Regions from separate parts of the Mus musculus genome. Here region 1 is linked to region 2. The links are chromatin loops, found by intact Hi-C in ENCODE. Cell type or tissue: heart. All regions are shown on one strand. Links, peaks and the distances in the headings refer to the core of each region. The heading gives the core; the rest is flanking DNA.

Region 1 (8,252 bases), core at 3,493-5,992, 69 kb after region 2:
ACCTGGCCTCCAGGTTCTCCCAGTATCCCTCAGTTTCTACCTGGCATTCATAACCTGTCCCCAACCCTTAACTTTCCAGGAGCTGTGCTGCGCTTCGCCAAGCAGCTTTATATACTCCAGACATTTTGGTCTCCCATCCTTCTCTTTTTCTTTCCTTCTTCTATCTCTGAAAGCACACACAAGCCCTTTTTCTACCACCCCCTCACCTTGGTGCCATCCCTGGCCTCAGTTTTTGGGGCCAGTGAACTCAACACTAGAGCAGTTTCCCTTAATATTTAATCTGGCTTGAATTGACTCATTTTACCAGTGGAGAAATAGTTTATCAATGTCCCATGCAAGAGCAGTAATCTCTTGTAATCACAGAGCCATCTCCTCAGTTCCTAGTAGTTATATTTTTAGAGTATATAATTTTTTATGTGTAGTTTTTGAAACAATATAATTACATTTTTACCCTTTCTCTCTTCTCCGGCCAATCCTTGCCATGTGCTCTTCCTGTTCTCTTTCAAGTTCATAGCCACTTTTTTCATTGATTGCTATCACATGCATATATGTACATGCATATATATGTATATTCCTAAGTATAACTTATTTCTGGTTGTGTGTGTCTCCAGGTCTGGCCATTTGGTATTAGATAACCAGCTGGCATATTTGCCCCTGTTCCTCCTCCTTCCAGCATTCCTTAGTTGCCTGTAGTTCTTTGTCTAGGGTTGAGGCCTCGTCTATTACTGTCATTGTTCACTTCATGTTTAGGCAGTCATGCTGGTAAGACTTTATGAGTGTAGCTTTCTCCATTACTAGGATACAAAGTCTCACAGCAAACACTCTGAGTCTCTGGCTCTTAGTCTTTCCACCTTCTTTTCTGAAGTTTTTCTTGATCCTTAGGTCAGGGAGTGTTTTGTTCATGTGTCCATGGACTGAGCCCCCACAAGTCTGCATTTTAATTGGTTGTGGTTTTCTATAGTGGTCTCCATGTGTTACAAAGAGAAATTTCCTTAATGGAGGGAGGGAGAATACGGCACTTATCTACGGATATAATGGCAAATACTTAAAATGTAGTCAGGGATTTTGCTGCTTTATTAAAATGGTGGTTATAGTTTCTCCTCCAAGACCTCTCCTAACTTGTTAGGACTCTGGTGAGCATGGCAAGCATGGCTCCCTCTGCCTTGCTAAAACATCATCATCATCACATCACATCATCATTACATCATCATCACATTATCATCACATCACACCATCATCACATCATCAACAACAACAACAGATTACATTCCTTAAGCTAGCCACCAAGGTCTATTCCCTTATTTGGCCACTTCCTCCTCTTGAGGCTGACTACCAAGGTCCAGCTATCAAAGCATTGAAGTTTAGCAATCAAAAGCCCCCTTTGGCTCACATAATTTATAACATGCCCAATTAACATTAAACATCTCATCCTAACACAGTTTTCCCCTTAAACCTTTATGAACTGCCATTTTTTTTTTTTAATGTGCCACATCTGACTCCTCTATCCAGAGGCAGTCATTTGTCCTCTGAGACAAATACCCTCCTTTCACTCCCTCGTTCCCTTCCCCTTCTCCCTCATCCTCCATCGTCTGTGGTCTTTGTCTCTTATTTCCTGCCCTCTGTTTATCTGGGGCCAATAAATCTCTTTTGTGTTGAGAACTTGGTCTGAGCTGATACCTTTTCCTTTCTTCTTCTTCTTCTTCTTCTTCTTCTTCTTCTTCTTCTTCTTCTTCTTCTTCTTCTTCTTCTTCTTCTTCTTCTTCTTCTTCTTCTTCTTTTTTTTGGTTTTTCGAGACAGGGTTTCTCTATAGCCCTGGCTGTCCTGGAACTCACTTTGTAGACCAGGCTGTCCTCGAACTCAGAAATCCACCTGCCTCTGCCTCTGCCTCCCGAGTGCTGGGATTAAAGGCATGTGCCACCACGCCTGGCTACCTTTTCCTTTCGATAATGTATTTGTGTTTTTATTATCCATTCATCCTGCCTCCGAAGTACTGAGATTAAAGTCATGTGCTACACCCGGCTGCTTCTCTCATTTTACAGTTTTTTTTTTTTTGGTCTTTTTGAGACAGGGTTTCTCTCTGTATAGCCCTGGCTGTCCTGGAACTCAGAAATCCACCTGCCTCTGCCTCCCGAGTGCTGGGATTAAAGGCGTGCGCCACCACGCCTGGCCATTTTACAGTTTCAAGAGATGGAATTCAGATCCTCCCGGCTAGGCAGCTGGGGCTTCTGCCTACCTTCTAGTTCATGTCATGTCAGTCCAAGGTCTTCATCTTCTTCAAAGCATACGGAAAGTGGTATGTTGTGTCAAACTCAAGCACTCAAGAGGCAGAATTGGGTGGATCTCTGTGAGTTCAAAGCCAACCTCATCTATATGGTGAGTTCTGGGCCAGCCAGAGCTATTCAGTGAGACCTTGCCTCAGAAAACAAACTAGAACAGAAAAGGGCCTGGCCTTGTGAGATGGCTGACTGAGTAAACAATGCTTGTTGCCAAGCCTGATGACTTGAATACAATACCTGCAGCTCATGTGGTAGAAAGGAACCAGCTCTTACAAGTTGTTCTCTGACTTCCACACATGCGCCCCTCATCCTCAAGTATTAAAAGAACCAGTTAAAATAGAAAAATGCAGTTGTGTTTAAATCCTTTTACTGACACAACATTTTTTTTCTTCTGTCTTTAGTTAGGCAGGTAAGCCCAGGGAATTTTAGTAACTTGGGGCTCTGTTTGGATCAGGTTATATATACTCTCCCACCCCCGGCTTTTCTAATAACAGCTGGCAGCCTAGTCCTTTTACCTGTCTATACTGTGCATAATACCCCTACCCAAATAATGCACCTAGCAATCTGGAACATCCACCTGGGTGGGGCTATCATATCTCTTCTCTGAACAATGGGATAGGTATGTCTCCCCTGACAACCATCAGACTTAGACACTTTCTATTCTCATGTGTTCCAACATTTACAGTACGAAGAGTGGACAATCCCAACTGGCCTGATCTGGATTTGGGTATGTGCTCAATATGGTAAACCATCCTATAAGGAAGAATCTATTTACCATATTATGCTAATGCATATTTGGGTGTGTATATAATTATACATTATATAATTATTATTTGGGTCCATTATGGAAATGGGCATATATAGTAGGAAAAATATTAAATGACATAATCTATTGATCAAAATAAAGAACCATCAAAACTATGCCCCTTGATTCAAGTGCCTCCTTCCTTTAGGCTTGATGAAAAGAGGCCCCTCACAGTCACCCAGTGGCCGGGAGTATCCTCAGGTGACCCATTGCTCTCACAGTATGCTCTGATCTTTCTATTGTTTTGCTTTAAATACAATTGCCTTGCTACCTTAACAGTTCTTAGTGAGCAGTTGAGTGTCACCACTAGAACCGGATTGTAGGCCACAGCTGTAAGCCTTCTTGGCTGCTAACCCTAAAGTAAGAGTCTGTAAAAGCCGTGCAGCTGAAGGAAGCACACTTTTCTAAAGTAGTCTTTGAATGAAATACACGCCAGAACAAAACAGCTTTTTCTTTCTTTTTTTTTTTTTTTTTTTAATTACTGGAACTCACACTTTTACCTCAAGATGCTACTCTGTGGAAGAGCTCTAGAGTCCAGCACCAACCCCACCCCCAACTCAACACTATTGCCTCAAGTTCAACCTTCCTTTTGAGTGCATTCTCAAAACTGGTGAGGTCCCAGCTGGGAATTGCTACTGACCCCGTGTAGGGGTCATCTTGCCTGTCTGTTTTGTGGCTGAACCTGTTTGTACTTGAGTAGAAATTGAGAGGGGGTAGGGGAGAGAAATCAGCTTAGATAGCTAGATGCAGCTTTCTAGGTCAGGAGAAACCGTTGTATGAGGAGGAGTGTGTGGGAGGGAGTGGCCAGCACACAGAAAAGTAGTATACCGGTGGACTTTCTTTCTTGAGACAGGATCTCACCTTATAGCTCTGGCTGTCCTGGAACTCACTATCTGGAGAAGGCTAACCTGGAACTCACAGAGATCCGCCTGTCAAGTACTGGGTGTGTGTACTACGGCTAGTGGACTTCCTTTTAAGTAAGGGTTTCCTGTAAGGCAGCTAATTGTCTCCCTGAAAATGTGCTGTTTTAAAGTGCTGGATACTTTAGTTTACACTGAGTATTAAGAAACAGTATATTCTAAGTCATTTTTTTCTTCTCTTGCCTTACAGGAAGTGCTCAGATATGAAAACAAATGCACAGTCACACATGCAAATAAAAAGAGGAAGCAGTTGGATGGGAGCTTCCAAATCACATGACTGCTGACTAAGTTAAATCTGTCCTCCTTACTGTCGAGTCCGATGGTCTTCCTGGCGAGTTTAAAGTATCGGAGATATTAAATCATGTTGCCATTTATTCTCTTTTCGACGCTGCTTTCTCCCATATTGACTGAATCTGAGAAGCAACAGTGGTTCTGCAACTCCTCCGATGCAATTATTTCCTACAGTTATTGTGGTAAGTGGCCCGGCAACAAAGAGCTGCGGCGCCAACTATTTCGAGAGAAAGTTTCCACTGAACCTGAAGCTGGAGGGCTGGCAGGAACGCTGCTCCAGCAGTGAGCCCGCTGCGGTGTGGGGTGGGGGTGGAGCAATGCCGACCACTTCCGGGTGCGGATCATCCTTTCCCTCTCCCAACCCCCCCCCCCCCCCCCGCGTTTCCCCAGGACCTCTGAATTGCTTTTTACCTCTGTTGCTGTCTTGTGGTTAAGCTCTCTCCACTCGGAGCTCGGTTTCAGGTTCTTCTTAGTTCTAGTTTGCTTCTGAGTACCAGCCCCGACACAAACTGGTTCCTCTTGAGGAGGCTAACCCACAGTGCTTCCTGGTGGGGTTGTAGCTCCAGCCTGTGGTCCTAGAGTGCTCTTGGAAGCATCCTTCTTCCTCCCCAACTGTGTGACCTTGAGCAAAATACTTAGACATTCTCAGCCTCACTTTTTTTTTAATTTGCAAAATGAAAGTTATTTTAGAATTCACTGTATGAGTCACTTGACAAATAATGATTTTATTTGATTTCGAATAGTGATTTTTAGATTTATGCAGTAATTATTACTCTATTGAAATCTGTTTTGAGACAGGGTCTTTCTATATAGCTGTAACTACCTGGAATTCACTATATAGGACAGGCTGGGTTGGAAATCATAGAGATCTGCCTGCCTCTACCTCCTGGAATTAAAGGCATACGTTGCCACGCCCAGCTTATTTTATTATTTTTTTCAAAGTATCACTATATAACATTGGCTGGCCGGGAACTCATAGAGATTGATACATATGCCTCTGCCTTTTGAGTTATTTGCTTATTTTTTTGAGACAGTGCCTTATTCTGTAGTACAGGCTGCCTAGAACTGACTATATAGCTTATGCTAGCCTCAAACTCATGCTCCCCGTTGCCTCGACCTCTCCAGTGCTAGAGTTGCAGATATTTTTCAGCTGAGCTAAACTCTGGTGCCATTGGATCATAGTTAACGCTATGGCCACATTACAACTTGTCATTAACAAATGCCTGGGACCAGAAAACCTAGTACAGGGCTTGAGAGCTGTTTCAATCTGTTTCCTCTTTCTGCTGCTCGCTCCGTTAGTTGTCCATTTTCTGCCCCTTCTAGGAATGTCTTCGTGGCTGGAAGGTGGTGCCTTCCAAAATGACAGTTCTAGGAAAAGCAAGATCATAGCCTAGTTGTCTGAAAGTGGAGCAGGGAATTTATAAATGTACTTTGAGAACTCCTGCATTGCAAATTGGTTATTTTGGGGGACTGGCTTGTCCCCAAACACTCTGACTGGGACTAATAACTAATCATCTCTGGGGCATTAGGAAGGTCCTCAGTCTGCTAACCTCTGTTTTCCTCTTCTTTTGGGCCCCCTGCTTTGTCAATTTATTTATTTACTTACTTATTATATATATGTGTGTGTGTGTGTGTGTGTGTGTGTGTGTGTGTGTGTGTGTGTGTTTTCCTGGATGTATATATGTGTATATGCTGATGCCCTCAGAAGCCAGAAGAAGGCATCAGATTTTCTGGGACTGCAATTATAGTCTCTTTTGAGCTGCCTGATGTGGCTGGTAAGAGTTGAATCTGGGTCCTCTGCCAGTGCTCTTAACCATGGAGCCCCCTACTACATGGTGACTCTTCATATGCTTAATTAGTAAAATATAATAAATATTATTCTGCTTTACTCCTTTTAAAAAAGAATTATTTATTTTATGTATATAAGGACGCTATAGTAGCCATGGCTGCTGGGAACTGAACTCTGGACTTCTAGAAAAGCAGTCAGTGCTTTTAACTGCTGAGCCATCTCTCCAACCCCTCAGCTTTATTCTTTTAGTAACAATTTAACTGTCTTTGTTAAGGACTAGGTAAAATGTTCAGGCCTAGGTAACTGTTACCTGTCTAGCCTGCCATGCTGTGCCGTTACTAATATTATAAGGAAACTTTCTTACATGCTGTTATTGCTGTTAGTAGGATGTTCTGTGCTTTGGTGTTCTTAGAAAGGAATCACAATAGAAGTTAGTTAGAACTGTTTTGTATAATTAGCCACAATAAACTTGGAACAGAACCAACTACCCAGCAGCACTTCCTAAACAGGGGTATAAGCTTTTCTAGTATTTGCCTTTACAAGGTACCCTGGGATAGATTTCAGCATGAGAGACACCTGCACCTATTTCCATTTTGAGTAAGTTTCAGATAAAGTTTAATTTCCCAAGACCTCCCTGGGAACCGACATCCTACTTGGCAGAAGGAGACATGTATGTGGGTAGCTGACATCCTGGTTGGGAAGTTAAGACATAAATGTTAGATAAGGCAAGTCCCTGCCACAGAATACCCCCAACAAAGAGGAGCAGGGTAAGTATGCAACAAAGACATGTTCCTAAGGAAATTTCCTGAATCCTGATTGGTGGAACAACTTGGCACAGATGTCTGTAGATCTCAGGCTTAAGAAACCCTATAGGATCTTGACCAGATGTTGCTGTCAGCTCCCAAGTCTGACCTGTGGTCCTGATTGATCAGTCCTGAGTTGTATGCTCAATTATGCTCAATAAACTATCTCTGTCTGACTGAGATCGGTGTTCATGTGGTTTGTGAGGCAACTCCTGGAGCCCAACATTTGTCTTTGTTTGGTTGGTTATTTTTTGAGATAGAGTTTCTCTATGTAGCCCTGGCTGTCCTGGAATTTGGTATGTAGACCAGGCTTGCCTCTCAGAGACCTGTCTACCTCTGCCTCCTGAGTGCTGGGACTAAAGACATGGGATACCACACCTGGAATATATTTGGCTTCCTCTGTCTTTTGATGAGCTTTTCAGAGGTAGAATCTGACCCTTAGCTCAGTAACACCAATAAATCCTGAGAACCGGAGAATCCCCCGACACCAGGTCAGAAGAAAGCAGCAACCCCATGATCCTGCATGTGACCATAACAGAGTGGACCAGTCCTTATACAAGTTTAATAAAAAAGCATCTTTTTGTGCTGATGTTCAGAATGCTATACTTATTGAAAGTTTTTTTTATATACTTGTATTTTCTTCATTCCTTTTAGATCACTTGAAATTCCCTATTTCAATTAGTTCTGAACCCTGCATAAGACTGAGGGGAACCAATGGATTTGTGCATGTTGAGTTCATTCCAAGTAAGTACAAACTTTCACTCTTGTAGTCGGCTACAAAGGACTCTAGAGATTCAGAATAATTCGATTCCACATATGTTTGTTATCTATTGCTATATTATAAGTTACCACACTCTTAGATATATGCTTAGCATAGCACATATCTATTGTGAGATGGCAGTCTGGGCATGGTTTACCCATGTCATTCAGGGCCCCTTATAAAGATATGATCAAGATTGTGACCATGTTGTAGAAGTTGCTGCTTCTCAGTGCACGTGGTGGTCGACAGTATTCAGTTTCTGGATTCTGGCTGTTGGATACATGGGCCTTATTACTTTAGCTGCTTGCTTCATCAAAGCTGGCAAAGGGTAATGATGAAAGGCTTGGACAAGGAAGTGGTACTGTCATTTTTTTAAAAAAAATTTATTTATTTAATGTATGTGAGTACACTGTTGCTGTCTTCATACACACACCAGAAGAGAGTATCTGATCCCATTACAGATGGTTGTGAGCCACCATGTGGTTGCTGGAAGTTGAGTTTAGGACCTCTGAAAGAGCAGTCAGTGCCACTGAGCCATCTCTCCAGCCAGGTACTGTCTTTTTTTTCTGTATTCTACAACTCATCATATAGAGGGTTTTACAAGGAT
Region 2 (8,252 bases), core at 3,574-6,073:
CAATCCCCAGCCCATCTGCTTGACTCTTGACTGAAAAGCTAACTAATCGTCTCAGTAACCTCTGTGCAACGCCAAACTTTGTAAAATCTTTATTACCTACAGGGGGACAAACCTCACTAGTTTTCAGAACTTGGTTTCAAATCCATTTCACTACTTAGTTACTATATAATTTTTAAGAAGTCACTTCTCCAAATAAGTATCTTACAGAAATTGTTAAGTCACAATAGGAGAGTTACCTGAAAAACTGCAGTAAGAATCAGATGGAAAAAATATAGAAGTACTCAGAAAAAGTTTTACTACACACAAGACAATGAACAACTCTTTCAACTATATAATGTGAATGTGGATTTTAAGTATTTCTGTGTAGCTATTCAACCTTGCCACTAAAACTCTGCATAACAGATTTTCCTGAAGTAGAATGAGTTAAAGCACAGCTTGTTACTCCTGAACGCTTCTTCAAGTGCCAAGCGATGAGCGGCTTTACTATACTTACAAGCTTTGTTCACAGTTAAGAGTAAAGCACTGTCTTCCTGCTTTCATGAAGTCATCTCGAAGGGCTGCCTGAATGGTTAAAAATCTATCCACTTCTAAGATACAAGAGATAGATCACAAAATAAAAGGGACAGAATTCCCATCACTTTGTGCTTTGCTCACTTATGTCTGTCATTTACAGAGAACACCCTCAGAGAGAGAGAGAGGGAGAGAGAGGGGTCCACAAAGAATAACCACTTATTGCAATTACATTACTTATATAGTTGACAAACATCCGCTATTACGTGCTAAATTCCTAAGATCATAACCATATAAGGGGTCAAATTAGGAAAACACACCAGATTAATTTTAGTAGTGGCGCCTTACTCACTCAGCCACCTTATTATCCCAATTAAGTTAAAAAAAAAAAAAAAAAAAAAAAAAAAGTTGAGACAGGGCCTCATATGTGGCCCTGGCTGTCATAGAACTTACTATGTAGACCAAACTGGCCTAGTTCACAGAGATTTTCCTGCCTCTGCCTCCTAAGTGCAGGAATTAAAGGCTTGCATCAGCATGCCCAGCTTCGATCAGGTAAAATTTAAAACTTCTAGTTTAAAAGGAGTCTGAACAAAATGGCTAAATACTAAATTTGAAAATATGTATGAAAGTCAGACTACATGTTTCATAACATGAAATGAGCTATAAGAAATGGAAAAATAAATATATATAATACAAATACATACACACATACAGTTAAAAAACCAAAAATGCAATTTCAGGGTTTGGCTAAAGTTAATATACCAGTATTGTTAAACTTTACAAACATTTCAGAATCACATTTAAAAAGTAATAAAACAATTCTCTTGCAGTATATAAGGAAAGTTTTAAACTCATCTTCCAAGTGCTACTAGCACTGAAACCTATTTTCTGAATTAACAAAATTAAGTTTATGTCTATTTCTTTATCGTCTACCATTTTAAGTATTGCCGTTTAGCAAATCATTCTTTTAAGAATGAATTCTTAGGGCTGGAGAGATGGATCAGCAACTAAGAGTGCTTGTTGATCTTTCAGAGGCCCCAGCACCCACATGGTGACTCCAGTTTCAGTGGGTCTAAAGCCATCTTCTGGCCCCTTCAGGCATACACAGACATACATGCCAGGCAAAACGCCCATGCACATAAAACTAAAATATATCCAAAAAAGCTTTTTCTAAAGGAAGAATTCTTAAAATATTATCTCACTTGGTGATTTCTGACTTTGCTTGTAAAAGAACTAGTAGGAAGCATAGGTGAGGCAAAATGGAAAAGGATGGATCAGGGTGTGAAACGCATCCCACTGAACTGTACCCAGATGAATCTAGCAACAGCAGCTTCCCCACAGCACATGGGCATGAGAACAAAACCCTGTATCCCTCACCTTCCTAGCCAGCTTCCGGGCTGGGCTCTTCCAGCCGCCAACATCGTCATCTATCTTACTGTACTTAGTGTGAATGGAAGAAAGTTGAGAAGCACTGGCAGGATGCATGACAGCAAAGTCAGACACAGTGGAACAACCTGCAAGCCCAGGACTCAGGAGACCCAGGCAGGAAGAGCGCAAATGTGAGGTAAGCATAGGCTACCCAGCAAGAACCGGTTTCAATGAATGAAGATAAAACACATAAAAGCAAGCTGGGCAGTAGTGGCGCACACCTTTAATCTCATCCAGCACTCAGGAGGCAGAGGCAAGTGGACCTGAGAGTTTAGGGTCAGCCTGGTCTAGTTCCAGAAAAGCCAAAACAAAAACATAAAGGTAATTATAATCTCAAAGTCCACATTCTCTAGTTAGAAGTGAAGACTTTCCTTACTTGGTTTTACTATATATAAAAATTATTTCATTGTTACCAAGTAATCAAACCCCACATTACATATGTATGCATGTTTTTAAAATACAGCAGCTTAAGTAACCTTTTCTTTAGCAAAAACAATATCCCCTAGGGTAAGATGAATTAATGAACACATTTGATCACTTATAGTGTTATGTTAAGTTATTTTGAAAAGAGTTAACTTCTGCTGTAAAGATGGTCAGGAAATAAACTTTGAGCAAAGATACCAAATGAAAACCACACCAAAGAGTGATTCTGCTATTGAGCTGAGAGCCAGTTCAGAAGTTAAGAGAAAGAACTACTCTTGAGAAGACCCTGGTTTGATTCCCAGCACCCATAGCCAATACCTGGCAAGCACCTGTAACTCAGATCCAGAGCAGGTGTGGCCTACACAGGTACTTTCATACCCACATACCCACCCAGAGATAACATACACAATTAAGAAATAAGAAATAAATCTGTGTCAAAATGCTACTATTTCCAGGAAAAATGATCAGATACTTTAAAAGAGATACATATAAAAGGTCAAGATTTAACTTTAGAACAGAAAGGATCCGTTCCCACTCTAATCCAACAAAAGAAAGACGCTGCTACTCTTCCACAGCACTGCCTGAGGCATAGAAACAGGCATAAAAAGCACTTTCCCCCACTGCTGAAGACAAAGTAAATTCCAAAAATAGCAATCTCTTACAAACAAATCTGCCTTTTCCAAAAACTAAGTATAAAAGCTAACCAGCTCTCATGCCAGATACAATCCCAGTGTGGATTTTAATCTTCATTTTTAGTCTTAAATAATGCCTGTATCTTAAGACAGATCACCGTCAAGTGTTAGTAACAAATAATGTCTTAATACAGATAAAAATCTTAAAGCAATCATATAGCCCATCTGCTGTCAACTGATGTTCCACAGTTCCTTTTTTGGCCTCAAATGATGAAACTTCTCTAACGTCTCTGGGGAGACTAGTAAAGTATAACGTTTCCTGAAATTGTTCTTGTTTCACTGCACCATTTCGTGACACCTCTTCACCTAAGAATGCTACTGCAGGAAAGGCCAAAAGTACAAGCAAATGCAAAAAGAATACCATAAGGAAAGCTGATTGAAGGAAGATACAGGGGAAGGAGGGAAATGCGTAAGAATGCAAACCATTGCTAGCAGAGAAGCGCCAACAACGAGATCTTGCTTATTCTTCTAGAAACAAAAACCAAAAATTCTAAGGAAAATGCGGATGTTACTCGAGGATGATGTTAAAACTCCAAAAAGCGTTCCGCTGACACGCTACAAGAGTTCTACTCTCTCTTCCTATGTGCTTTAACACCGCTAGCCCTATCTGCAAATTAAATGCCGGCTATAGATAATGCAATCTCTAGAAACTACAATTGTGGTTGCCATCTTTGCCTGAAAATTTTTTCTTTTATTGGATTTGCAAGGGGGGGGGGGAATACATTAAGTTGGAAGCTACAAAAAACACCTTCAAGTCTGACAGAGCACAGGTTAACAGGCGTCTCCTACCAAACTAAGGTTTTAAAGGTCTGGGAAAGAAAGGCAAAGGAGCCACGGCCTTACCAATCCCGCAAGGGTGGGGCATCGCAAGAAAAAAAAATTTAAGAGGGCGAGTTTCTATCGAGGCCGAGGAGCAGGCCCACGAGCTCGCACGTTGTGGTAGCACAGGACGCTGGGGACAGGGACGAAGGGCGGCTTCGAAGAAGAGACGTGGGCTGCCAGGGAATGCCCAGAGTGCGGGCTGATAGAAGGAGGCACCCACCGGGCACCGGATGAAGATCAGAGAAGAACGAGCATGAGTCCGGCGATCCGAGGCTGCGCGTGGGAGGCCGGGCAGAGGCCGCGGAGCGCCGTGGGCAGGCGGCCGTCCTCGGCGAGGGGCTCTGCCGGTCTCCGGCCGCCCCGACCGCGGGTGACGGCGGCGGGCACAGCTGTTTCCACCCCGCTGGGGAGCGCGAGGGGAAAAGCATCCCGGCGGTGGCCAGGGAGCCGAGCGGCAGGCATCCTCGCGTAGGGGCGCGGAGCGGAGCCCCCACCGCGAAGCGCACGACGAACTTCGCCCTTTCTTCCCCCTAAGCCGCCTTTATGCCACAACTTCGCGGCCGCTACTGTCCGCGGCCACCGGCCGACACCCCCGCTCGGCTCGCCGCCAGGCGATCCCCCGACGCCCCGAGGTCAGGGAAGGTCGCCCGGAGCCAGGCCCAGAGGTCTCGGACGCCGACCCCGCGCAGACGCTCACCTCGTCTCGATGGCCCCCTCGCCCTCCCCGCTGCAGCAGCTCCGCTCACCTGCATTGACGCCATGATGAAACCATCCCCCCAAGGCCAGCGAGGCCCGAGACGCAGGGGGCGGAGCCGCCGTGCTCGCGTCACGCCGCGGGGGCCCAACATCCCGGGCACGGGGGTGGAGTCGCCGATGGGAAGGGGCCCGCGTGTCCGATTGGCTAGCGCGCGGGTGCCCGGGGCGGGGCGGGGCGGGGCCAGGCCGGGCTCCCTAGGTACCTTGCATCCCAGCCAATTTATACGCGGGCCCACCCTCAGTGCTGGCGGAGGCGCTGCTCCAGGTCGGACTGAAGCGTTATGCCGAGGTCACAATGCTGTCCGGGCATTTGGCAGGGAGGGGATCTCATTTTGTTTTTCCAGCTACAAGTGTAAGATTTACAGCCCACCCCCTTCATATGTCTTTTTTACACCTACCGTGTTTTCGCTCCTGAGGCAGATACAACTTCGCCTGGAGATGCTTTCTGGTATTTGCAGACCTAGGAAGCTTCTACTTTGAGGGGCAGAGAGTCACAGGTTTCCCTATAGGACAGAATGAAAACTGAGAGCAGTGATCTTAAAAGCAAGAACAATTGGATTTGAAACGTGCTGGAAAGGGAAGGAGGGTGAATAATGGAGTTCCCTTTTGTGTGCAATTTTCTAGTTCCCTAACCCTCTAAATTGTAAAGTCCAGGTATACCATAAGAGTCGTTGTTACATCAGTCTTACTTTTGATTAACAATTTGACTCTAGCCGTGAAATCTCAATATAATGAATATAGTTTACGTAATTTAATACTTAATACTTAATACTTAAACCTTCTGCCATGCCTAGATTTCTCTTCACCCTATTCTGTGGTGGGCAGTTGCATGATCAGACGACCTATGAGTGAGCTTGAGTAGAAATCGCTGAGCATACAGAATTTATTCTAGGAATGCACCAGTTCTGCCAGCATTTATCAGAAGTCACATTTTTAAAGCTCCTCCGGAACCAAAGATGTCGTTTACTTAAATACCAAACGAAAAATGGAAGCCAAAAGCTTGCACCTCATGTCCTGTCTCTAAAGGAATCAGAGAGGATGGCATGTTGAGTAGAAGGCTTTTACTTTACCCGGATGAAAGTTTAAATCTTTATTTTTATTGACTTGGCTTCATTTTTAGACATTTCTCTAAAATATAAATATAATGGTGATGTAGGTTATCACTCTCACACTTAAGCTAGAGCACGATGTTCCTCTGAGAACATCCGTAAGGAAATGTGTTCAAGAGAGGAAAAGATGTCTAAATCTGCCAGTTTTTCTGTGGTGTAATATTCAAGACGGTTTCTCTTCACCATGGAGGAACTTTTCCATGGGGTTTGCATGACTTGGAGTACAGGACTCAACCAGAAGCATATCCGCTATCAGTTCAGGTATGTCGTTACCATCACAACATGGAACAAAGTGCCCACATAGCCCAGTGATGAGGTACGCTTACAGGAAAGAGTCTCCACCAGGCCTTCCAGAGATCTTTGTCCCTGTGATCTCAGGCTGTAATGTACCAGCTAATGTTCATGTTGTTTTAAAAGTTGATTCTTCTCAAAGGTGTAAATGACAAAGGAGACTCTACAAACATGGCATTATGACCTCATCAAAGTAAATGGCCTACTAGACAAGGTACTCAGAAGGAAGAAAAGCAATTACACCTTGGTGTTGCTTACAGTAGAACTAATGTCAGGTTTCCACCTCACAGGTGTCCAAGGGATCTTCACGGGAGGCAAAGTCACATCCTAGGAAATTCTAAGCAGCTCATAACTACCTATCGTCTTTATTCTTTAATTAATACATAATAGGGTCTGGGGTGTATAGTTCACTGGGAAAACCTGTGGTTAACATGTAGGAGATCCTGGATTTGATCTCTGAGTACGGAAAGCAAAACAAAAGGCAAAAATATATAACAGACTGTTCGCCGACATACTCAGGAGCAAGGAGTGATGTAGAGGCTATTTTCAGTGAGAATAAGTGTTCCTAAAGCTCTTGACTGCCCGTTATTTGATGGAGATACTCACATTTTTTTCCCAGAACATGGCTTATTAGTGGATATGGCCCCTTAAAGTGGGATACTACGAAAAGGGGAAGTGGAAGTGAATCCCCAACAATAGGGAAGGAATTGACACAACCATGTTAGAAAAAGGCTCAGCCATGATGAAGTAAAAGTTAGAAAATCTTTTAAAAAGCAGTATTTTTGATAAAACATAAGTAGCACAAAATGTAATGTTAATTCCACTTAGCAATTCAAACGAATTGTAAAATACATCTTTGGGACAACTGGAGCCAAGTAAAAGTAGAATGAATATGATGAATTGTTCTTTAGTGGAATTATTCTTTAGGTGGGTGGTGGTAACAGAGGCAGGTGGATCTCTGTGAGATTGAGGCCAGCCTGGTCTACAGAGTTCCAGGACGACCAGGGATACACAAAGAAACCCTGTCTAAAACAAACAAACAAACAAACAAACGAAAGAAAGAAACAGAATCATTGTTTATATTAAATTCAATAATGGTATTCAGTTTTTAATTTCCACATCAAGTAGAATGACTATCAGCTGGCAAGGAGAGGCAGTTCTTCCTCATCTCCTGAACCATCATCACTTCTATCTCTTGTAAGAAGAAACAGGAGAGTAGAATATGTGGGCAGGTGTCTGAAGTCTCCCCTTCAGGGCAAGGGAAAGCCTGAGATAATGCCGAGTAGGATAGTGTATTAGTCAGGGTTCTCTAGAGTCACAGAACTTATGGATAATTTCTAAATAGTAAAGGAATTTATTGATGACTTACAGTCGGCAGCCCAATTCCCAACAATGGTTCAGTCGCAGCTGTGAATGGAAGTCCAAGGATCTAGCAGTTACTCAGTCTCACGCAGCAAGCAGGCGAAGGAGCAAGAGCAAGAGCTAGACTCCCTTCTTCCAATGTCCTTATATTGTCTCCAGCAAAAGGTTTAGCCCAGATTAAAGGTGTGTTCCACCACACCTTTAATCCCAGATGAAAGGCATAGCCCAGATTAAAGGTGTGTTCCTTAACTCGGAGATTCAATCTTCTGGAATCCATAGCCACTATGGCTCAAGATCTTCAAACCAAGATCCAGATAAGGATCTCCAAGCCTCCAGATAAGGGTCACTGGTGAGCCTTCCAATTCCGGATTGTAGTTCATTCCAAATATTGTCAAGTTGACAACCAGGAATAGCCACTACAATCCACCCCTTGTCAACTTGACACAAATAATATCTCATGTTCACATGAAACAATAACAAGGTTGTAAATACGCCTAACATGATATAACTATCCCTCGTACAATCGCAAACGCATTAGTAAATTTACAATGGGCATTCATATTACTTTATAATCCTCGTTTCTGCAACTGGTTACGTGGCCTTAATTGGTATTTATAACTACCTTCCTCTACTACCCATTCTGTATTTCCTTCACCTTCAGCCAGCACCTCAGCAGGTCTTGGCTCTTTTCCTGGAGGATTGACCCATACCTTCATTCCTGATGGGTCTGCGTCCTTTGTCATCCTGCTTGGATTAGGCTGTTGTAGTTTCCCATTGACTTTAATCACAGGACATGGTAGTACTAAGAGACGCCCTAAGGGATCTCCTGCACTCCAGACATAATCTTGCTTACCACCAT

What was found. Peaks named below come from ENCODE experiments on the same cell type or tissue, not always from the same donor. Only the 100,000 strongest peaks of a DNase experiment are listed, where the experiment ranks them.
Region 1: a loop joins it to region 2, with 3 times the contacts of the local background. A loop is called at or near these places in 2 of 42 quality-filtered maps.

Annotation. Positions count from the first base shown.
Region 1 is chr1:16,684,145-16,692,396 of GRCm38, forward strand. It overlaps Ly96 (lymphocyte antigen 96), which reads left to right and starts at 4,312. Exons shown (of 5, transcript NM_016923.2): 1 at 4,312-4,475; 2 at 7,540-7,629. The coding sequence starts at 4,364. In heart, for the core only: no CTCF peak of the experiment used is centred there; a DNase peak (open chromatin) is centred at 4,517; H3K4me3 peaks cover 1,447 bases; H3K27ac peaks cover 1,406 bases.
Region 2 is chr1:16,614,616-16,622,867 of GRCm38, forward strand. It overlaps Ube2w (ubiquitin-conjugating enzyme E2W (putative)), which reads right to left and starts at 4,676. Exons shown (of 6, transcript NM_025773.4): 1 at 4,622-4,676. The coding sequence starts at 4,636. In heart, for the core only: no CTCF peak of the experiment used is centred there; DNase peaks (open chromatin) are centred at 4,036 and 4,706; H3K4me3 peaks cover 1,661 bases; H3K27ac peaks cover 1,582 bases.